2 separate regions of the Mus musculus genome follow, and region 1 is linked to region 2. A link is a contact called in ENCODE Hi-C or POLR2A ChIA-PET data. All regions are on one chromosome and are shown on one strand. The core of a region is the stretch at or near the end of the contact, and the rest is flanking DNA. Distances in the headings are between cores, read along the strand shown.

Region 1 (4,853 bases), core at 408-2,907, 33 kb before region 2:
TGAGAGAGAAAACTGGTAGACTTAGTAATATCAGACTCATGAAACTTACACTAGCCTAACTCCAGGAACTTAACTCTACACACCCTAGAGGGAGCCTGACTTTTTCATCCAGTAACATGGTTTTTCCCACTGAAAGAAATCTGTCCAATTTACAAAATTATGACTACAAACCCTGAAATTGATGTCCATATTTCTAGAAAAAAAGTGTTTAGCACAGGGACCTTATTCCATACACCACCCATTCAGGACCAGACTTAGTATAATGAACTTTAAAGTTTGCACAATGAGCATAAAGGAAATTTACAGAACAAATATGGCTGGGAGAATGGCTAGGTAGTGAACGGCTTTCTTTCTTTCCTCCCAAGTAGATTCAATCTCCAGCAGAAAAAGGCAGAGGTGGAAGGAGGCAATTAAATGCCAAATAAAACAAATTGAAATAATTTCTCCTAAAGATAATAACAACCCAGGAGAATCATTAATGTTTTTAGATAATTAATAAACTAGATGTGCTTCTCCTAACTCTGTAATTCTGCTCATCCTCTATTAGCAATGGTAAAGTTTCCTCCATGCCCACTTGATGCTGACCACAGATTCTCTGACTGAGGGTCCTCTGTTTGTACATTGACCACTCATCGTCTGGATGCAGAGTCTCACATGGAAATAACAGGAACAGTAGGAAGCCCCTGCAGAAAATAAACTCTATTAGTACAGCAAACACTACAGATTAAGTATTCACAATCACATAGAATTGCTCATATTCCATTTTTTCACTTCCAAAATTGGTATTTCAGGTGATTCACAGGACAACAAAGGACTAAATCCATAATAAATGTCCCTGCAACTAAACATCTTATTAGCCATATTCCAAGACTGTCCACAGCAAGTGTGATACCACTTTGTAACATGGAGCTTATGACAGGCAACGGAACAGAGACACAAAGATCCCACAACATCCTAACTGTGAATTCACACCGAATCACATGAATAAAACCCAAGATTTGGGTCAGAACCTGGGGAACATTAAAGTCTGAAATGGAAAGCTCATAGTGAGTCACTATGCTGCCTTAGTCCTGTCACCAAAATTTCAGCATGCAAGTAGTGTCAAAGACACTTGTTAAAGAAATCAGAAAAACAAACACACTTCTCTTCCTTGCAAGAAATAGTTATTACATGTCACAAAACAATAGCCCAAATGGATAGGCACCAGCAGAGCAGAGCCTGCTTCATCTGTTTTTTAATTCAAACATTCCAGTCCAAAATGAGGGAAATGTCTGTGAAACAAAGAGGTCTTTATTGACACAGGAAAGGCATCTCTCTGTGGGTCCCTGAGGAATCCTTCAATTGCGTTGTGTACAGTAGGCATCTTGTTCTCATGTGAGCACTTGTAAAACACAGCACCCTCTGATAAAAATGCTCTCAGCACAAAATGTAAACTTATTTATCTGGAATCTGACACCAGCCTATTTGCTAAATGGCCCTACAATAAAATAGCTCTCTGGCCATATGGTTCATAAACCTGACACATAACACCACACAGAGAAGTTGGAGCCATCAGTTGACTTCCACTGGCATCTTGCTTTGTTTTCTCTGGCTTTCCAGATAAGCCTCTCCACCGCAGACCAAAGCTGCCCCCAGGCAGATTGCTGATCTGCTGAGTCTGCAGCCAGGCCAGGAGAGCTGTGCTGAGTCACACCGTGGCCACTGTCTGTTCAGTCATCAGCACAAACCACAGTGTCAGCCCTAATAGCTGAGGTTGGTTTTGTAAGCTAAAGCCAGCCATAGGAAAGGGAATATAGTCCAGAAGGCCACTAACATCTGGCTTTTTTGCAATAATTACAAACTCTGCTGCAGAAAGAGAAGAAATAAAACTGCATTTAGTGATCACATCATTTGTATTCCTAAAGGTATCTAAAACCACCAAAGACTTTAGACTCAGAAGAACAACACTTAGCTAATACTGAGGCTCAGTTAAGGTACTACCATCTATAAAAATCATAAATAACTATGCTAAGTTTCCTTTATTGATGGGATTTTGCACAGCAGGTCAGTGAACCTTAGCAACCAGATGTCTTAATTATTTCACTAATTCCAAAGCAAACGATTTTAATCATTTATATGTCATGTTTTTCATCTATAAAACAAAGATAATTTGACTTACTTTTTCAGGATTTTGGTGAAATTTTAAATGAGCCTTCAGTAATGGATATGTGAAATAATAAAACACTCTTGTCATAAACACCCGACTAGATTCTTAAAGGTCATTTAGATTTTAAAGTTGATCATCTGCAATTATGATAGCACTCAACAAGGCAACAGAGGCACAGAAAGCCACAAACAAGTCCTGAGCTCACCCGGAACACTGCCTTGAGGATTCCACAAACCTAAGTAATGAGCTAACAGATACTTAGCAAAGACGCTTAGCAGGCTTGTTCATCATTGAAATTAGTCAGTGTGTGTAAATCCAATACACTAGGAAGCAACTAAGAAAGCCACAAGCAATCCTTCTGGAAGTGTGCTGAGGGCACTGATTTCCTTGGTGTTACCTTGTTCTGTCAGCTGGAGGAGCACACCAAATAACAACAATGAAAGGAGTGAGCAACGAAACATTTCTCTAGACAGGCAGAATGCAAGGATCCATGGGAAATACAACCTGAAACACAATTACGGTACAGAGCTAAGCTCAGGATATAAATACAAACCTAAAATTCATCTTTGCCATAAAATGGATGTCTGTTTGGAAAGTGTGGGGTTTCCTAATGGTTCCTGACAGTAGACACTTCTCTATGGAAAGTTATCTATAGAATATTTATAGATTTATAGAAAAATATCTCAAAGATAGACAAGGTAAAAATCTAAAAATCTTTGAGATGTTTTTGCTATGCTGGCAGGATAGCTAATATGATATACTCCACATTCTGAAATAATTCGGTACAGATACAGATACTGGTCACGCGTTCATCATGAACATCCAACATGAGACAACATACAGTGTGAACTAGCCCCAAATCTGACCTTACACTACATCTTCAAGGTGGTTTCATTGATTTTTAAGATGCATCATGTTTTAAATTAGGAATTGAGGTAAGAATGGAGACAACCCATGGGTCACAGAATTCAGTCCTTCTCTTGGGTCACATACTACAAACGCATCAGCCAGCTCTCTCTTCACAGAAATCTTTGGTTTAGTTATTTGAAAAAGAGACATAGGGATGCGAGTGATTCACTGGGCCAGAGTATAAACTGTGAGTTTCAGACGTTCAGGGATCTCTGTCCCCAAAAGGGGCAATTCCTCTACTGTTCCAGTTGTACTACTTGTCAATGTTGTGGCTATGACATGACACTTATGTTTCTTCTATGTCAATGCTCTCTGCTGCAAGAGCCCACCTGCAGAGTTTCCTTAGAGATCATAAGGCATGATACTAAGTAATTTTCAGGAGTTGGGTATCAATAGTAGGCTTCTTCAACTCAGGATAGAGGCCTACCATTAATCCAGACTGAAGAACAAAATACTTCAATCTTCATGACTCCTTTGGCTATACCAGTCAAAACCCTTAATTCCTACACAGCACTATCAATGAGCTGACAGGGACTTTGGCTCTCCCACTCTCCCAGAAGGTATATTGGAAATACAGGTCCTTCTAATGTCAAAGTGTCTTTTCAGTTGATTTCAATTGCCCTTCGGTTTTTACAGTAGACTGGAACAAAAAGTCTTTGCATAATAGTATACAGTATCACCTCATGTTGTGTTCACTGCAATTGCCTTTGGTCTTAAAATTAAATAAAAGCAAGGTTGCTGCTGAGATATCTAATGCTTTTGTGCAAATGTAGAAGCAGCAGGTTGAAAGGGTAAGCTTCTCTAATTTAGGGGTTTGCAATTTGGCCATAGGCCTCTGATTCCACAATGACTGATATAAATTGTCAGCTGATGATGTGTCAACAGCAAACAACAATGGAGAAATTGTAGACAAGTTTTAACAATGGAGATATGACTGAATGGAGGGCTGCCTCCAAAGGTTATCTGTTATGCCTGATCCTTTCAAGACTGAGGAATAGGTGTGTGAGATCAGAAAGTATAAAGGGGAGTAGACATTATAATATTACATTAATAGCATAATTATGGCAGGAAAAAGATGTTTAAGTATCTATACTGGCATTTGAAAAATACATACTAATCAAAGCATCCATCTTTATTAGTTCTGTGTTTACTTCCACACTTGCCATTGAATTCAGCGGAGTAAAAGTCAGTTTATACCTCATATGAAATCATATTCTAAATGTCTACAGTAGTCAAACAGAGGCTCTATATTTACTCGCATCTGTGTCTTAGAGAAAAAAAAATGTAGTCATTTAAAAGAATGTTTGACTAGTATTTTTCATAAAATGGGGCACTGAAAAGTTTGCTGTCACTTTATACAGTCACCAGCAGTTATTGTTAGAGGGTTGAGTTTCAGAATGTCCAGGGAAATTATTTAATTAATGCCGTTGGTCCCTATTAAATGCAGAAATGGGTGCAGAGTAACCTCAAGCACCTGTACATGAGCAGCGGTGTGAGAGGCCATTCTTCTGACCCTGCATCCTTGTCAGCCCAAGCTTAAGTTGTTAGACCTTTAGGCTAAGTTCTGGTACCTTTTCTATGCTATGTATGTTACCTCTTCCACCAAAGAATCAGGAAAAGTGTAAAAGCAACTTATTGTTTTCAGGAGCTTAATTATAAGGCTCCATTATTTGAGTTAGTAAACCACTAACATATTCTAACATAAACCACTTGCATATTCTATTTGTAAACATACTAGTTGGTTTCCCTGTGTAGTTATGTTATACATTGAAGATATTTCATAAAAAAATTAAAATGA
Region 2 (5,153 bases), core at 1,175-3,674:
CACTAAGGAACAAATTGAGGGACAGATTAAATAGAAGCAAAGATAATAAAGAAAAGGGTCTGAATTTCAGATAAGGCTCAGGGTTTCTAGATTGCCTGGAATTGAGAAAGGAGCAGTAAGTTTGCACCCTGATTTATCCTGCTTCAGGGAAAGGAGGAAGATTTGTTTATTATGGGGGCTCTTCTGTAATACAAGAAAGACATACTAGATGAATTTTCCCCTTTAATTCTATGATCCCAAATCCAAGCTATCTGAAATTAATTGAATTAATCAATTTAGGTGGAAAACCATCTGCTCAGTGCTGGTCTTTCATTCTTACTGGCCATGAAAACAAAGAAGAAAGGTCAAGGCCTGAAGGACTGAAGTGGCAGCTAACAAGGTGCATCTGGAGAAGACCGAGTAACAGGGTAAGCACACGCAAACTGTTGCTATTTCAGAGCAAGGGTGGAAAGGACCACACTTCCCTTTGGGCCTTCTTAACTCTCCTTGATATTCAACTGCATTCTATGCTTAGTCAATTGTTTTTGTTTTTATTTTTTTCCCCAAAGACTCTTAGTCATTTAAAGTTTTCATTTTAAAAGAACCCCCCTATTTAAGCCCCAGTACCACCACCAAGCCATTCAAATTATGCCCTGCAACTTCCCGAGTCTCTTTCAGGCCTGCCTACTGAGTTCAGTCTAGTTTGGCTGCCTGCCAGATTCTTCCATTCTTTTCTTGTCAGTCTTAAAAACTTGGGAAATGCTCCTGGACAGCTCAAGGAGAGTTTAATTATGCAGTGAAGCAGTACCTTAGTCTCACCGTTGTTTCTAGAAAAGCTTGCAGACACCAGCGTCCAAACTCTCCCATTCGGTGGGTTTTCTAGCAATTTCTAGCTATTTGATTATGAGGAAGAAGGAGGGAAAGGCTGGCAGAGCAACCAGGCAATTTGCAAAACTGAAAAAAAAAATCCAATTCCTTTCAGGATTTTCCACCTCTCATCGTTTACTCTGTTTTCTAATTCGTACTCTTTTACGACCTGTTCAGCCATATGGACTACATAAAATCATAGGTATCCTGGCCTCTGCAAGCCCTAGAATTAATAGAATTGACAGAGTCTAGAAAGTTTTCATTCTTAAATGTTGGTGCAGCATTTTTAAAAGCAGACAGAATACACAGTTATTAAATCTTCCTAATTGATATTATGTTGTCAAACAGACTGAAATATCGCACGTAAATGTCTATTAACAAAGACAAGCTCCATCAAGAAAAACTAAGACGCTGTGTGTGTGTGTGTGCGTGTGCGTGTGTGTGTGTGTGTGTGTGTGTGTGTCGGGGTGAGGTAGGGGTGTTCCTTGACTGCCAGCCCACACTTGAGAGTTTCCCCAACAGCAGCTGTATCTCCCTCACTCTACCTTGGCACGCTATTTCTAGCTGCAGCGTTCAGCTTCCTGTTCAAGTCCCATTCTACATTGTAAACACATTCCAAGAAAACTAGACTGCCCAGAGTTCCCTCCTGCAAACAGGGAAATCAGCCCAGCAGCCCCAGGATAGAGAGCCAGTTGGGCCACCACCAGGAGGTGGACCAGAGCAAGCAAGCTTGGCAAGCTGAGTCCCACTAACATAACGCCCGCAGAAGCGGGGATCTGACCGGCCTAGCCAAAGGGCAGCCGCATGGACACCGCCCGAGAGTGGGGGCCCTACCCACGTAGGGCTTTAAAGTATCTGCGGCCCAGTCACAAGCTCCTTGCCGCCTCCCCTGCCGCTGCCCACATTTTTACAGCGACCCAAACAAAGCGAGACCAAGCTGGAGGAAGTTGGCTCTCGGGTCGCCTAGTTGACCCAGCGATGCCTCCTTTTGCTGAGCAGCCTCTGTTCCATGCACCCGCAGCGGGCGGGATGGTCCAGCGTCCCCCCACCGCTTGCTCCCGACGCCTGCTAGCCCCCACCTCGCCCAGAAGTTCCTCCTTGGGTCGAGGGGAGGATGCGGCGGGAAGGCACAGGGCTGGCGTCCCTGGGTGGCCCCATCTTCCTCCCTCACTGCCCCCGCCTGCAGCAACAGGTCCCTCTTTCAGTGCCCACAGACTCCCTGTGCCCTCGGGGTCGGAATCTGCGCAACCTATAAGCGGTCGCAGCCCGGTGCCCTCCTCACCCTCCTGCTAACTGCGCTTTCCTCTCGGGGTCTGTTCCTGGTTCCGCGCCACCTGGCCATAGCTGGCCGGACCAGAGACGCTCCCGCTTCCTACCCTGGCTTGTAGAGGGATGCGGTCGCAGGGCTGGGGCAGGCACAGGAGCTCCGGGAACCGTGGCCCACGATCGCGTGTTCGTATCCCACAGGAAAACTTTGTGCAGGTTCGAAAGGCACTGGGCTCCGGACCCTAGGGCTCTGGTCCTCTCCCTCCTTCTAATCCGCTGAAGCCCAAACTGGTGCTGGCGACGGCAGGGGCTGGGTCGGGACTCCCGGTTGCTGAGGGCTAGGATCGCCGGGCTCCCCCTCTCGGCCAGAAGAAAACTCCGGCTCTGTGTGCGCACTAGGGACGCTGGTGGGGTTTTCTGCAGTAATGCAGAACTGTCCTGCTTTTAAAGGCAGACCTGGAGAGGTTAGGGAGTAAGACAGAAAGAAACCGGTTTCCAGAAGAAGCTGTCCATTCTTATTTCAGACGGAGAGAAAACACCGGCCCCGCCCCACTTCCACAGCTCCAGGTTTCCTTTTAAACCTCCTCCCACAGATGCTGTTTGGTAAGAATTTAAAACACCTCTGAGGTTTAACAAAAAAGAAAGTGACACAGAAAGGGCATAAATATAAGTGAGGAGGGCTCTCCACAGCCTCGTGAAACGCAGCTGCAGGGACTAGACTTTTTCTTTTCTTTTTTCTTTTCTTCTCTTCTCTTCTCTTCTCTTCTCTTCTCTTCTCTTCTCTTCTCTTCTCTTCTTTCTTTCTTTCTTTCTTCCTTCCTTTCTTTCTTTCTTTCTTTCTTTCTTTCTTTCTTTCTCTTTTAAACTCTGTCTGAATCTTTGCACGTTACCCCTCCCCCCCGTGGGGCGGTGAAAGGTAGCTGGTCCCTGGTTGAGCTAAGGCTAAATGCCCAGGAGACCATGAAGGGACAGTAGGAGTTTTTGCCTGCTCCTGGACACCAGGCCTCTGTCACTAGCTGTAGCCCCACCTCCATCCTCCATAGATTTGTGGTCATCAGTTACATAAGCGCAACTCCCCAAGCCCCTCCACAGGTAGAGGATATGACCTGTGGTCACATAGGCTCAAATCTAATCTCTATTTTAATGAGGTACTCTCCCTGTAAAAGGTATTTAATCTCAGGCCCACCCTGAGAAGGGGGGTATGGTTTTACACATCCACTTTCTGCCATGACAATAAATGCCTTAAAACCAAGGACTGCCTCTTTTCTTCAGGATCTGCCGCAGGGAGACACGGAGATGACCTTTGTCTACAGAGCCACTGTGTAATCTTCCATAGAAGGCCTCTCTGTGCTCCCAGCCAGGACCCAAGCCCAAGCTAAACTCAAGCCAAGGACTCTCCCCTGAGACCAGCCAGAGCTCCTCCCTTCTTTCCCCCACCCTGGCCCTGGGCTAGATCCAACCCTCGGGCCCCCACTCTGCTTTCAGCTCTTCCTCAGCTTCCAGCCGCACCTGGATGTCCAAGAGCCTGAGAACCAGAAGACCAGGTCTTATCACAGGCCTGGGGAGCTCCAAGCCAGCTCTGGCTGTCCTGCACCTCAGGCTGTGCTTCCCCACCCCCGGAGCAGAGTCCCGTGGCTTCCCTGCAGCCCAACACCCACCCAGGGACAGTGTGGGGTAAGTCCTGTCAAGATTCCCAAGCGCCGGTGCCCTGTAGTGGAGTGGACTTGGGACCCACAACCCTACATCCCCCTACTCCAACACCCTCCCTCCAAAATAATAGGACAACTTTCTCGACAGCCACATTCTACTTATTAGCAATCTTTCTGTGCTTACCTCAGAATTCAGAACAGAAATGGTGTGGAGTTGAGAGGAAAACAGCAAACCATTCCTTTTTTTCTGTAGACCAGGCTGGCCTCGAACTTGAACTCAGAAATTCGCCTCTCTCTGTCTCCCAAGTGCTGGGATTAAAGGCATGCGCCACCACACCCAGCCACAGCAAACTATTCTTAAATGAGCCTGGTAAACTTCTGACTGGGAAAAGAAGAAGAACACATCCTCATAAGAGAGAATCTTGGAGCGTGAGAGGACCGCTGAGAACCTTTCTGGGAAGATAATCCTTAAAATTTAGCTGTCCCAATTTTAGTTCGGATGTAAAAATAAAGGGGAAAGATATAAAGCGGTTTACACGGCTAACATGCGTAAATATCGATGTGCTTTGGAACATGATGTAGTCCAAGCCAGGGCAGAGGCAGCAGAGGGACCGAAATCCATTTCAGACCCCTTTCTTACTCTTTCTCTTTTCCAGGACACTCTTGTTACCTATCCAATTACAATAGGAGAAAAGACTTAGGTGTTATTTATAGTTTATGGCAGTCAAGTGTACAGGGGTTAAAATAGACGAGTTTTAGAGAAAGAAGACAGAAAAAAAAAAAAGGTTCTTAAACATTCCATCATATTTTGCTGTAATTTGAAGAGACAGGATATGCTAGTGGAAATTCCTCTCCAAACATTTTATAAGTGAGTGAGCCTTTTCGGATACTTGTTGCATTAAAAAGACCCAACCTCTCAGTATTTCCAACAGAAACAATGTGGAGATCATGTAGTCTAAGCAAACTCCTTTGTTTGGAACCTAAGGTAAAGGAAGGTCAGAGATGTTAGGTGATTTCCTGACTCCACGTTTAGATCGCGTGAATTTGGCTCGTGGGTTTCTTTTCTTTCTTTCTTTCTTTCTTTCTTTCTTTCTTTCTTTCTTTCTTTCTTTTTTCCTTGCTTGCTTTCCCCTTTATCAAAATAAATAAGCATACATTGAAATTACTATAACAGAGAGGATGAGTATGTAGCTCATTTTATTGGCTCCTTGTCTAATGTGCACCATAAAAATAGATGTGGTGACACACACAAGTGAACCCAGCACTCAGGAGATAGAAATAGGAAGTTTACCATTATCTTAGGCATATAACTTGTTAAAGGAAAGCTTGGGATACACAGAACCCTAAAAAAAAAAAAAAAAAAAAAAAAAAAAAAAAAAAAAAAAAAAAAAA

What was found. Hi-C counts contacts between places; a loop is a spot of excess contacts on that map. ChIA-PET counts read pairs that join two places held with the same protein, here RNA polymerase II (POLR2A).
Region 1: a map of heart shows a loop between it and region 2 (1.8-fold over the local background). The contact joins the enhancer-like site here to the promoter of Gulp1 in region 2. A Hi-C loop is called at or near these places in 1 of 37 maps with a recorded cell type or tissue (heart). POLR2A ChIA-PET finds 5 or more read pairs at or near these places in 1 of 5 experiments (Patski).

What each region holds. Positions count from the first base shown.
Region 1 is chr1:44,581,788-44,586,640 of GRCm38, reverse strand. The region is part of intron 1 of Gulp1 (GULP, engulfment adaptor PTB domain containing 1); the gene reads right to left. Among named protein-coding and RNA genes, the nearest start is that of Gulp1, 33 kb to the right of the region's middle. Within about 2 kb of position 1,657, at least 1 of the 3 ENCODE cell types and tissues checked has a DNase peak (open chromatin) inside an H3K27ac peak, as active enhancers do.
Region 2 is chr1:44,548,942-44,554,094 of GRCm38, reverse strand. It overlaps Gulp1 (GULP, engulfment adaptor PTB domain containing 1), which reads right to left and starts at 2,424. Exons shown (of 11, transcript NM_028450.3): 1 at 2,223-2,424. It overlaps Gm39635 (a long non-coding RNA gene), which reads left to right and starts at 2,638. Exons shown (of 3, transcript XR_865406.1): 1 at 2,638-2,715; 2 at 3,385-3,786.